Linked DNA regions of Homo sapiens: region 2 is linked to region 1. The links are chromatin contacts, found by Hi-C in ENCODE. All regions are on one chromosome and are shown on one strand. The core of a region is the stretch at or near the end of the contact, and the rest is flanking DNA. Distances in the headings are between cores, read along the strand shown. Region 1 holds the start of MYL12BP2 (MYL12B pseudogene 2). Region 2 overlaps SNX25 (sorting nexin 25).

Region 1 (6,312 bases), core at 1,039-3,538:
GTAAGAAAAGGGAAATTTGGCTAGGCATGATGGCTCACGCCTGTAGTCCTAACATTTTGGGAGGCCAAGACAGGAAGTTTGCTTGAGGTCAGGAGTTTGAGACCAGCTTAGGCAACATAGTGAGACTGCATCTTTACAATTAAAAAAAATTTTTTTTTAATTACCAGGGTATGGTGGCTGGCTTATGCCTGTGGTCCCAGCTACTCAGGAGGCTGAAGCAGGAGGATTGCTGGAGCCCAGGGGTTTGAGGCTGCAGTGAGCTATGATTGTGCCATTGCACTTCAGCCTGGGCCACAGAGTGAGAACCCCACTCTAAAAACAAGAAGATGAACAAGAAGAAGGAGAAGAAGAAGAAGGAGAAGGAGAAGGAGAAGGAGGGGAAGGGGAAGGGGAAGGAGAAGGAGAAGGAGGGGAAGGGGAAGGGGAAAGGGAAGGAAATGGAGAAAGGAAGAAGAAAAAGGAAGAAGAAGAGGAAGAGGAAAAGGAGGAAGAGAAACAAGAAGGAGAAGAAGAAGAAGAAGGAGGAGGAGGAGGAGGAGGAGGAAATTTGGACACAGGTGCTCACAGGGAGAAGAAGGCCATGTGGAGACAGACACAGAGGGAAGAAGATGTGAGACAGATGAGGGCAATGCTGCTAACAGCCAAGGACCTCCTGGGGCTACTACACACTGGAGGAGGCGAGAAAGGGTCCTCCCTTCAGGGCTTTGGAGGGAGCACCGTCCAGCTCACACCTTGATTTTAGACTTCCAGCCTCCGGAGTCGAGAGGGAATGCACCGGTGTTGTTTAAGCCACCCTGCTGTGGTATCTGTTATGGCGGCACAGGCAGAAATAGGGACACAAGTGCAGGTTCAGGGCAAGGTGTGCGAGCACACTCAGTCCCTGGCCTCGGAGTCTCTCTGGATGGCTTCTTGCCTAGGGTGACTGACAGAGGGATGGATGATATGAAAAGGCAGCTGTTCTCCTCCCGACCTAACCCCAATTCTTACTCCATGGGTTCATGACAGCCCATTCTGCTGGAGACTGTGTCTTAAAACTTTCTCCCCTAGTTTCTCTCAAGTACCCCTCGTGAGCTGTGATTTCACTGGGCTTTCAACTCTTAGGCCATTTTCTTTGTGCCTTTCTATCAAAGCTTTATATCAACTCAAACCATGTCTATAGTAGTTTTCCATTTTCCTTTTTTTCTTTTTTAATGATTGTAATTTTTTCAAATGGATTATGTATTTTTATATCTTTTTTCTTTTGAATTTACTTCTTTTTTAAGAGCCATTTTTTGTTTGGAGCAAAATTGAGCAGAAAGTCCGGGGAGTTCCTCGCTGCTCCCACACACACAGCCTCCCCGCTGTCGATATCTGGCACCGGAGGGGTCTGACCCTTACAAGTGAGGAGCCTATGTTGATGCACCATTATCACCCAAAGCTCATAGTTTACACGAGGGCCCACTCTTGCTGTGGAACCACGTTCCTTTTCCCCACGTGTTTTTGCATCCCTTTTCTTTTTTCTACCTTCCCAAACCCTGTGATGTTCGGAAGAGCTATGATCCCTATTCTATAGAGAGGACACTCAAGGAAGCAGCTGATAAGTAGAACCAGGACTCAAACCCAGATCTCATAACTCTAAATCCAGCAGTGGTAGTTTTTTCTCTTTAATACAATTATGACACTCCCTTTTGAACTTGTGATATATACCTGCCGCTAACACACACACACACACACACACACACACACACACACACACACACACCTTGAGAGGCTGTTGCCAATTGTTCTTTAGGCATCACACACAGCCCCGGCACACAGCAGGGGCTTAATAGATATTCCTTACATCGAAGTTGAAAGTCTTGTCTCAACATTCTGCTCTCACACACTCGCCTACAAACTCATCAAATAATAGAGCATCGATTCTCATTCTCTCCCTCTCCCTTCCTTTTAAATCTCCTGGGGCTTAGAATCCATAATTTGTGGAATTCCCGCATTCCCACAGGTGTCCTGGGAGGTGGGCAGGGCCAACACTTCAGCAGCTTCTGCAACGCAGCAGACTCCTGGGCCTGATGTGCTAGCTGCCCATTTGCTATGGGCCTTCGCTCCCCAGAAGCACCTCTCTGGGTATGGGGCAAACACCCCTCATTGCTGCAATGCAGCCTCTGCTGGAGTGAAACAGGATGCTTGATTTCTATTGCGTCAGTAGCAACACTGCCCAGAGGTCTAAGAGAGGAAGTCAGAGCAAAGCCCATCAAAGCCCACCCAGAACAGCAGGGAAATTCCAAGTCATCGGTTTCTAGTTCTCCCCATGCGTGTGGTGGCCCTGCTTTGTGGTGAGCCTCCAGGACTGTCCTGCTGTGCCTCTGAAGCACCTGCTCACAGAAGGGTGACCCATTGAGGCATGCAGTGGGTTGATACAAATGTCAACTCCAGCCCCTGTCATCAGCTAAAGGTCAGCAAATGAGTTCTCTGGCATTTGGGGTCTGCAGGAGCAAGTGAGTACTGTGAACACCTGCAGTGTGGAGACCACGTCCATCTAATTGGCGTCTATGGGGCCCAGTGCCAGGCTGGGCCCAAGTGTCGATTCAGGAAGGGTGTCTCAGGATGCAGAAGCCGCCTGATGCGTGCAGAGGTGGATAGGCCTTCAGCCTGCTCTCCTCCTCTGTCCTGCAGACCGGGTGAGTTATGTTAGCCTCTGCTTTCCCTTCCTGTCCTGAGCACAGCAATCGGGACAACCACACATCCTCTGAGAGATGATAAAAATAATGAGACCAAGAAGACTGCACCCAAATCGATGTTTTGTCTTTGCGCAGACCCCATAGTGTGTCTTGTGCTGCAGAGGGAAGCACCTGGCATCTTGGGGCCTCTTCTCTGCCCCCTCCCCACTTTGGGGAGGGGTTTTGTCGGGGGCAGCCTCCATCCTTTGGAATCCTGTCTGTGCTCTGATTCTCCCTGATGGTCTTTATAGCTTTGCATTATTTTGCTTTCAGAGAACAGAGAAATGTGAATAAGAACAGAAACATGGCACCGGTGTCCTCAGCTTCTTCCCCACCTTCACAGAACTGCTGCTGCAAACTAGTAGTTTTGAGAAATGATGAAAAACCTGTGGTTTTCCCCAAATTCCAAGAATCAGAGGCAGATTCTAGGAGGGTGAAGATGGTGTGGGCTCAAAAATGGTCATGCGGCACATCTTCTGAGGAGATATGCTGCCCATTAAAAGGGCAAAACAGGAGTTGGTGTGTGGGCAGTTCCCGCATCACACATAAAGGCTTCACCAGTGAGGCTCAGCCCAGGAACTGCCTGCCCTTGAGGCTGGGGGCTCACAAAGAAAGCTTTCCCCCAGCTTCTGATGTCCATGAAGAGCAGAGAGCATGCTGGTGGTGATTCATAACCCCCTGAAATGTATCCTCAGTTTGCCAGAGAAAAATTTCTAGGACCCACCTAATAAGTTCATTCATTGGTTCCCAGACTCGGCAGGTTTTACCAGATCCCTCACGACTGGTCCCAGCTTCTCTCCCAGCACATTACTTGAAGGTACACAAATAGTCCACTGTGCTTTGTTTCCTCTGTTTCTTCCAATTCTCTCTTCTGCTTGACCAGCTTGTACTTGAAGATCTAGGTTTTGGGAGATTCCCGGGATTGCTGCCAGGCACTGCCTGCCCCCATCTGAGTAAGGGGTGTAAACCCCAAGAGTATCTGAGACAAGTGTCAGTTAATCTAGGATTGTATATTGCCAAGGTTAAGAACATGCCCAGGACACAGCCTTGGGAGGTCCTGACCACATGTGCCCAAGGTAGTGGGCCTACAACTTGGTTTTATACATTTTAGGGAGACATAAGCCATCAATCAATACATGTAACATGTACATTGTTTTGGTCTGGAAAGTTGGGACAACCGGAAGGGGGAGCTTCCAGGTCACAGTCAGATTCAAAGACTTCCTGACTGGCAGTTGATTGAGTTATTATCTAAAGACCTGGAATCAAGAGAAAGGAATGTCTGGGTGATGGTAAGGGGTTGTAGAGATTAAGGTTTTGTCATGCCGATGAAGCCTCCAGGTAACAGGCTTCAGAGAGAATAGGTCATAAATGTTTCTACTCAGACTTAAAGAGGCTGTTCTATCAGTCATTCCTAAAGGAAGGAGGGTATCAAGAGGCTGTTCTATCAGTAATTCCTAAAGGAAGGAGGGTATCAAGACGCACGTCTGGCTCCCCCTTCCCCTCATGACCTGAACTAGTTTTATAGGTTAACTTTGGAATGCCTTGGCTGAGGGGCCATGCATTCAGATGGTTGGGGGCCTTAGAATTTTCTTTTTGGTTTACAGGGACTTGCACTCACAGTGGCCTGGCTGTCTGTCTGTCTGTCTAACCTGGCATTATGCACACACTTTGAGTTATCTTATTCCTGCTCTGTGTTCTCATTGCATGAGATCCTTGGGTGCAGGAACTACGTCTCCTCCTTGTTCTCCAGAGTACAAATTTTTCTTTCAATAACTGTGCACTGAGCTCCAATTTTGTTCCAATGGCTGTGCTAAGCTCTGTAGATGAAGTCGAAAAAAATAAAGAAGTAAAGACATCATTGCTGCCTGTGTTAGTTTTCTAGGGTACCAAAGCACCACAGATAGGGCAGCTGAAATCACAGTAATTGATAGTTTCACAGTTCTGAAGGCTGGAGGTCCCAGATGGAGGGATTGGCAGGGTTGGTTCCTTCTGACAGCTGCGCCTTCCTCCCAGCTGGTGGTTTGCTGGTGATCTCTAGGGTTCTTGGCTTGTAGAAGCCTCACCTTAGTCTCTGTCTTCATCCTCACATGGCCTTCTCCCTGAGTGTCTTTCTTCACATTTACCCCTTTTAGAAGGACACCAGGTTTTTGGATTAGAGGCCACTCTAATGACCTAATTGTAGCTTGATTTGCTCTGTAATGACTCTATGTCCAAAGAAGTTCACACCCTGGGGGACAAGACTTTAAGATATGAGTTTTTAGGGGACACATTGTCCTGAGGCTTGTGGTGTAGCCGGATGGGGGCCGTGGTGCACCAGGACGCACAGGTGCACACTGCATGTGCTCACCTGGGCAGCGCAACTTGCCTGTGCCTGGTAAGCAGGCAAGGCTTCCTGTGAACCGTGAGGGACTTCTGACACCAGAGGGACAAGTCAGAATTACCCAAGTGGTGGGAAGGAAGGGGTGGGGAAGGATGTTTGGAGCTGAAGAAAAGGCATGGGGGAAAGTCCTGAGGCAAGAGAGAGTGTGGTTCCTTTCAGAAACCTCAAGAACATAACTATGGACACAGCACAGAGCAAGAATGGGGACTGGCAGGGCTGAAGCTGCAAGGAAAGGAAGGCCCTGGTTTCAAAGGGAGCACCTTTGTGTCATAATGAGGAAAACTGGACTTTGTCCCGCGGGCAGGGGAGAACTACTGAAGGGTTTTAAGCAGTGGAAGAACATGATTCGTGGCAGCCTTCCAGAAGCTCATGGGCTCCTGGGAAAAACAGGCCTGGGAAGAAATCAGTAATGCTGGGCAGTGAGGCCGACTAGAAACATTCCCTGGGCCCAGTGAGCACAGACGCCAGGGCAATGCCTGTCCCTGGGAGGGCTCGGCCAACGCTGGGAAGTTTGGTTCAGGCCCTTCTGCCTACAGCAGAGAGGCCCAGCACGCTGCTCCTGGGGGTCTTTGCTGGAGGAAGCTGGGAGGCCAGTGCACACCTGGGCTGCGTGCATTTTTGATGTCTTTTAGCTTAAACATGGAGTTCATGTTCTCACTGCTTGTTGCCGCTGTTGCTGCTGTTGTTATTGTTGAGGGAATATGGGGCTGGACTGAGCAACGCCACATGCTGGAATGACCCTAAAAGCCTGCCACCAGTCTCTCTGGAACATCCCTAATATCCCTAGTGTGGGACTCGGGGAAGGGCATTTGCTCCCCAACACCAGGTTAGAAAGTTATCACATGAATAGAAATGGTGGCAGGGGGTTATAAGGAAGGGAAAGGGTGACACTGGCAAAGATCGACAGGAAGCTGGGGTGGGTTTCATGCCTGAGGGGCCTATGCACATCCCTACGGCCCCTAGGAAGGTCACAGCCCCTGAATGAGGAGCAGGACAGTGTAACCAGGGAGGCAGAGGTGTGCCCAGGACGTAACAATTCACTGCATGACCCTGAGAGTGAGTGCCTCCTTGTGGCTAGGGACGACACACTTCCTTTCCAGCACCCAGGGTGGCTGCAGGGCAGCTGAGGAAGGGACTGGGGCAGGCTGCGGGCCCACGTGCGGCCGTGGCCACCATTCACAGCCATTTCCTCTCCTATTGTTTCCTGGAAGCATCATATCCGCCCTGAGGTCGGTG
Region 2 (6,312 bases), core at 1,058-3,557, 990 kb before region 1:
AGTTTTCAGAAGAGTCTGCAATCAGAGTTAGGTTAGAATCCCGGCTCTGTTACTTACAAGTTATGCCACGTCAAGCAAATATTTTTTCAAATTTAAAACCAGTAACAATGTTTTCTCAAGTTGACATATCATTTAAAGCAAAAGCAAAAAACTCATAAAAATTAATTTTTAAAAATGACTAAACATTTGAGTATTACAGCTTGTGGAGAATGGGCTGGCTGTGTATATATACCTGAAGGCAAGGGTTGGGGTGAGGGAAGGCATGTTTTTGTTTTAAGTGAGAGAGAACTGAACTGGTTTTAATGCTGAGGAGAAGAAATCAGTTAAAAGTAAAGAGAGGTGTGGGCCCGGCGTGGTGGCCCCCACCTGTAATGCCAGCACTTTGGGAGGCTGAGGCAGCAGGGTCACTTGAGGGTAGGTGCTTGAGACCAGCCTGGGCAATATAACTAAACCCCATCTCTACAAGAAGTTTTTTAAAAACTTAGCTAGGTGTGGCAGTGCATGCCTATAGTTCCAGATACTCAGGAGGCTGAGGAGGGAGGTTCACTTGAGTCCAGGAATTTGAGGTTGCAGTGAGTGATGATCCTGTACTCCAGCTTGAGCAGCAGAGCAAAATAAATAAATAAATAAAAGTTGAGAAAGGTGACAGACAAGGAATGGAATCCAGAAGACAGGTGAAGAGATCAGAGATCAGCTTTGGAGAAAGGCTACCTCCTCCACTGTAGTAACATGGAAGGCAGAGCAGGTGGACATTGGATATGAGGAAGTTTGCAGACATAGCTGGATGCCAGAGTAGTTCCCTTTATATGGATTCAGTTTTGTCCAAGTAGAGAGCAAAGTCGTCTGTGTGGAGTGAGGGGGTAAAAGACTGAGTGATCAGAGGCCTGAGGTAAAGGGGCAAGTGTGGAATCTCTCATGCAAAGAGAGCTCAGCAGGACTGCCAGGAATGCTCAGGGCCCAGAGGACCGCTAGAGAAACAGAATGCTCCTCCCTAGGCATGGGAACTACATATCTGGACAGGTGAGAGCACACTCTCTGGAGGTGAGTCAGCACATACCTCGCTTAGATATGAAACTACCAATGATAAAAGAGCATTTGTGTTTTGTCTCTTGGTTCCCACGAGTGCAGTCTAAGTAATGGTTTGCACATCCTCCCAGCTGGAGACCTCCATCCGGTTCCCTAGGATGGTCATTACCCATCTCAGGTCCCAATTAGTCAAATGTATAACATAGCACTCAGGGAGGCTGCAAAATTAGCTGAAAAAACTTAGACACAGCACCATAATACGTTTTTATCAGAAGCAGCTTTTCCGGTACTTAACACAAAGGGCCACAGGCAGGCCTCAGGTCAATACATGGACTTGTTCAAGATGATCTGTCAGGTATTATCAGACATCTTTTCATCCCATTTTCATTTACTTCAATAATGGTTTCTGAACTTGTGTTATACTTGGCCAACAGTCAGGACCTGCCTAAAGAACTCACTAATTTAGCATTTATCTCAACAGGAAAAAAATAGTATTTCAGAGACTCCTTTGTGGGAGGATGAAGGTAAATGTAGTTTGCCCCAAAATTAGTCTATTGCAAACTAAGATGTTTTGTGAGTGTACCTAAGGAAATGCAAGCTTGGAAGACCTAATTTTTCAAGAAAACTTTTACTTTTAAAATATATATCCTTAAACTTCATAGTTTGTGTATAATGTTTAAGTTAATCTAAAAATTCTGGGACTAAAGTTGCCTCTTATTTATAAAACAAACCTAGACCTCAATTTTAATTTGGGGTTAAAACATGTTAATAAAGAGAGAGAAATATAGGAGAAAACTGACACCCATTTACCAACCATTACATTCTTTTTACCCAAAGAGAGCTTAAAACGCCTTTCTAAAAGGACAAAACCTAGAAGAAAATTCCAAAGAGAAGTAAGAAAGAGAATAACCCTTCCCTAAAACCCAGCTGCAAGGCTGGGAAGAATGTTTTGGTGCTCCGCTTAAATGTGGCTTGCTCACGTGAATGCGTTCTGTTTGATAATGGGCCATACAATGCCATTGTCTGATCACAAAGCTTGTTGCTAACAAATGCAACAGCAGCTTGTTGCTTAGATGGTTCTGTTTATTTTTGCCTCAGAAAGCGAATGCCACATTCAGAGCTAAATGACTAACGTGGAGCTCATGCATCCCATGCTGCTGGCATGCAAAAATCCTTGTAAATCCAGTGATGCAGATGAATACATTTCTTTGTGGCCTTAAAACCCATTCATCCAAGAAATATTCACATCAAGAAAAGTATAGGCGAGTGGGTGTGTGACAACACCCCGTGACCCAGCTCATGCCAGAGTTATGTGGCTGTTTCTCTATAGAGTGTTAAGTAGTAACACTGTGCATTGTTAGAAACTGGGTTAATCACACAACATTTAATCTAGCTTTAAAAAGAAGTGGCCAGTGAAACACCGGATGGCAGTGTGTCTTTAAACTGGTGCCAAGATGAACACACACATGATGTTAGGTTAGTGCAAAAGTAATCACGGGTTTCGCCATTACTTTTAATGGCAAAAAAAGTGATTACTTTCGCACTAACCTATAATATTCCAAAGCAATTAGTTCAAATATTTACTGTTTTTCCGTCTAGATAGTCTAGGTTCTACTGAGATCAGAGCAAAAGGAAATGGGTGAATTTGGGTTCATTTGGTGAAAAAGACATTTATATTAGACATTAGGTAAACCCTTTTGGCTACAAAGACATTACAACAGACTTACGAATAACATCACAGAAATGCTTTTCGCTATAAATCCCCTGCCCATGATATAATTCTTCCTTAAGCAAGTGAAGTGGCTTGCAGTAAAACAAAAACAGCAACATCTAACGACAACTGTTAGATGCTATTTCTAATGAGGCAGCAGAGAGCAAAGTAACTTAAAGTGCAAACTCATGACTCCAGAAATAGTACAACTGGATTAAAATGGCACCACTGTGCTTTTCAGGTATAAAAAAAGAAAAACACCAACAGTAGAATATTTTCCTTCCCTCATAACATGCTATCATGTTCCAGGGCATATCATAATGGCAGCATCCTCAGCAGACTCACTGAGGGATTTAATGGATAATACAGGGCAGGGTTTCTCAACCTCAGCACTACTGACATTTTGGACAGGGTAGTTCTCAGCTGTGGGGGGCTGTCCTGTGTACTGCAGGATGTTTAGCAGCATGCCTAGCCTCTACCACTAGATGCCAGTAGCATCCCTTCCCCCAAAGACGACAACCAAAAATGTCTCCAGACTATTGTCACATGTCCCCTGGGGAGCAAAACTGCCACCTCCTACCCTCCACCTGGCCCCACTTAGCAGTGCTGATACAGAGGTACAACCTGCTCCTCTAACAAGAAGGTTAGAGCAAACAGAGGACAAGGCCGCACCCTCCTTCCCCTTCCCTCACTCCTCAACATGGGCTCTCTTCTCTCCTCTGCCCAGGATGCTCAGGTCTTCTCGTGAAATGCAGGCAATCGACATATGGAATAGAGACTTCCTCCCTAGAAAATGCTGGTTCTCCAATCAACTGTATGTGCACTGACAGACTAACCAGCTGTTGAATCTTTCTTGTATATTCAAATAAAAGTTTTAGGCTGGATGTGGTGGCTCATGCCTGTAATACCAGCACTGTGCAGGGCTGAAGTGGGAGGATGGCTTGAGGCCAGGAGTTTAAAACCAGCTTGGGCAACACAGCAAGACTCTGTCTCTATAAAAAAAAATTTAGGCCCGGTGTGGTGGCTCACGCCTGTAATTCCAGCACTTTGGGAGGCTGGGGCAGGCAGATCACATGAGGCTGGGAGTTGGAGACCAGTCTGATCAACATGGAGAAACCCCTTCTCTACTAAAAACACTAAATTAGCCGGGCATGGTGGCGCATGCCTGTAATCCCAGCTACTCGAGAGGCTGAGCCAGGGGAATTGCTTGAACCCAGGAGGTGGAGGTTGAGGTGAGCCGAGATGCGCCATTTCACTCCAGTCTGGGCAACAAGAGCAAAACTCCATCTCAAAAAAACAAAATAAGTTTAAAAATTAGCCAGGCGTGGTGGCATGCACCTGTAGTCCTAGCTACTCAGGAGGCTGAGGCAGAAGGATCACTTGAGCCCAGCAGGTCGAGGCTGCAGTGAGCCGTGATCACTAAAGCCAGGAGTTTGAGGTTACAGTGAGCTATGATCACGTCTCTATGTTCCAGCCTGGGTGACAGAGTGAGAACATGTCTCTAAAATATAAATAAGTAAACAGAAGTTTTACTAAATCCTCTTGATGGAAGGGTTCAAGAAACAGGTATATATTTACTTAGGGACTAGTCAAGATTTGAAGTGAGAAATGGTACTTGACCTCTTAACACAAAGCTGGCAGCAATTCTCAGTAGTTACCAATCATCACAGACTTCTTCAAAATTATCTAGAAATCACCTCAACAGTTGCTAAGGAACTCAAAAAAATATTTGCCTTACTTTTCAACCTGAGGCTGGTATGTCCTTTTTTGAAAAGAACAAATGGGCTTCTCTTACCACTCTAAACACCTGAGATTTCATAGTCTAACGTGTCACTCCACTTCAGTGGAGAGTATATTTGAGGAATAGCAGAAATCGTACAGGAGTTGATGGCGGAATCACTCACTTTATGATGGAGAAGAGTACAGAGACACATGGACTTTGTGCAGCCCGGCCAGGGTGTGCCCACTGTGTGCCCTGCCTTGCTTTTTTTTTTTTTTTTTTTTTTTGAGACAGAGTCTCGCTCTGTCGCCCAGGCTGAAGTGCAGTGGTGCAATCTCAGATTACTGCAAGCTCCGCCTCCCAGGTTCATGCCATTCTCCTGCCTCAGCCTTCCAAGTAGCTGGGACTACAGGTGCCCACCACCACGCCCGGCTAATTTTTTGTATTTTTAGTAGAGACGGGGTTTCACTGCGTAAGCCAGGATGGTCTCGATCTCCTGACCTCGTGATCCACCCACCTCGGCCTCCCAAAGTGCTGGGATTACAGGCGTGAGCCACCACGCCCTGCACCTTCGTTTAATGTCTTGGTGCTGGAACTCCTAGCACTCCCCTTGGTTTAAGGCCCTCCAACAGGCTTGCAATATGTTTTTAAAGGAATAATATAGCAATTAAATCCACATATAAAATTACAAGCAGAACCCCGTTCCCAAATCAGCACTGTGAGCTGAGCAGATTTGAGATATACACCCGGAACTCAGATCTGACCCATACAATGCTTGTTGTGAGCAGGAGCCCAGGACGAAACTCAGGAGACTTGGGCTCAAGTTTCGGATTTGTGTGTGACTAACTAGCTCTATTCAAACCAGGTCAGTTGTTTAACATCTCTGGACATGAGCTTTATTTGTTATAAAATGCAGGTGTTAGAGTCTACGAGGACTAAAGTTCTTCTTGGGGAGAGAGGGTGAGTAGAGTTGGTTATAAACTCATGAGACTATAGTGAGTGCAATGGAAGTGCCCGAGCCCACAGACCTTCAGGCAGGGAATGAGTGGGGGCCAGGTGGTGACAGTGGGGAAGGGACAGCAGGCACTGGAGGTAGTGCTGGAGGTTCAAGGACTGGGCAGGGAGGAACCCTCGCAAGAGCCCTTGGGGCAATGGCAGGGAAACAGCCTGAGAGGTGGTTGGCTCTAACAGAACACCACAGACTGCATGGCTTTCGAACAACAGACATTTACTCCGCACAGCTCTGGAGGCTGGAAGTCCACAAGCAAGGTGCTGGCAGAGTCGGCGTCTCCGCACCACATCCTCACATGGCAGAAGGTGCAAGGCAGTCTCTGAGGCCTCTTTTATAAGGGCACTGCAAGGAAAACCCAACTCCAACTGCATTTTTCCTTTGCTTTCACACCACAACAATCAATACCAAAGACTTCTGTGACCAAATGTGTGGAGGTTTTTTCCCCAAACACCAAGCTAGTGCTGGGTGTCCTCTAATTCAATTCTGGTGCTCTCCACTTAAAGACAGTGCCAGATCCCACAGGGGGAGGGTTCAGTCCCCAAGACTGCCCCCCTACAAGACACTAGTTGCAAGTCTAGGCCTCCAGAACTTCTGACCAACCAGCTTCAAGTCAGGGTTCCCACAGCCCCCTCTTTGAGTTTGATTAATTCACTACCACAGCTCACAGAACTCAGGGAAACTCTTACTTGCATTTACCAGTTTATTATAAAAAGTCTGATGATGTAATCCCAGCACTTTGGGAGGCCAAGGCGGGTGGATCACTTGAGGTCCGGAGTTCGAGACCAGCCTAACCAACATAGTGAAACCCTGTCTCTACTAAAAAAAAAAAAAAACAAAAAAAAC

What was found. Hi-C counts contacts between places; a loop is a spot of excess contacts on that map. Pooled maps may share reads with other maps.
Region 2: a pooled map shows a loop between it and region 1 (4-fold over the local background). The contact joins the enhancer-like site here to the promoter of MYL12BP2 in region 1. A Hi-C loop is called at or near these places in 3 of 37 single-sample maps with no recorded cell type and 2 of 50 pooled maps.

Annotation. Positions count from the first base shown.
Region 1 is chr4:184,310,305-184,316,616 of GRCh38, reverse strand. MYL12BP2 (MYL12B pseudogene 2) reads left to right here and starts at 2,288. Exons shown (of 3, transcript XM_047416561.1): 1 at 2,288-2,312; 2 at 2,469-2,657. The coding sequence starts at 2,288. RefSeq lists enhancers at 1,818-1,977, 2,108-2,377, 2,296-2,797, 4,714-4,783, 4,814-4,873.
Region 2 is chr4:185,302,091-185,308,402 of GRCh38, reverse strand. The region is part of intron 6 of SNX25 (sorting nexin 25); the gene reads right to left. Among named protein-coding and RNA genes, the nearest start is that of LRP2BP, 91 kb to the left of the region's middle. RefSeq lists a silencer at 1,914-2,208 and enhancers at 1,732-2,232, 2,318-2,377, 3,413-3,602, 4,491-4,590, 5,775-6,275. Within about 2 kb of position 2,307, at least 11 of the 41 ENCODE cell types and tissues checked have a DNase peak (open chromatin) inside an H3K27ac peak, as active enhancers do.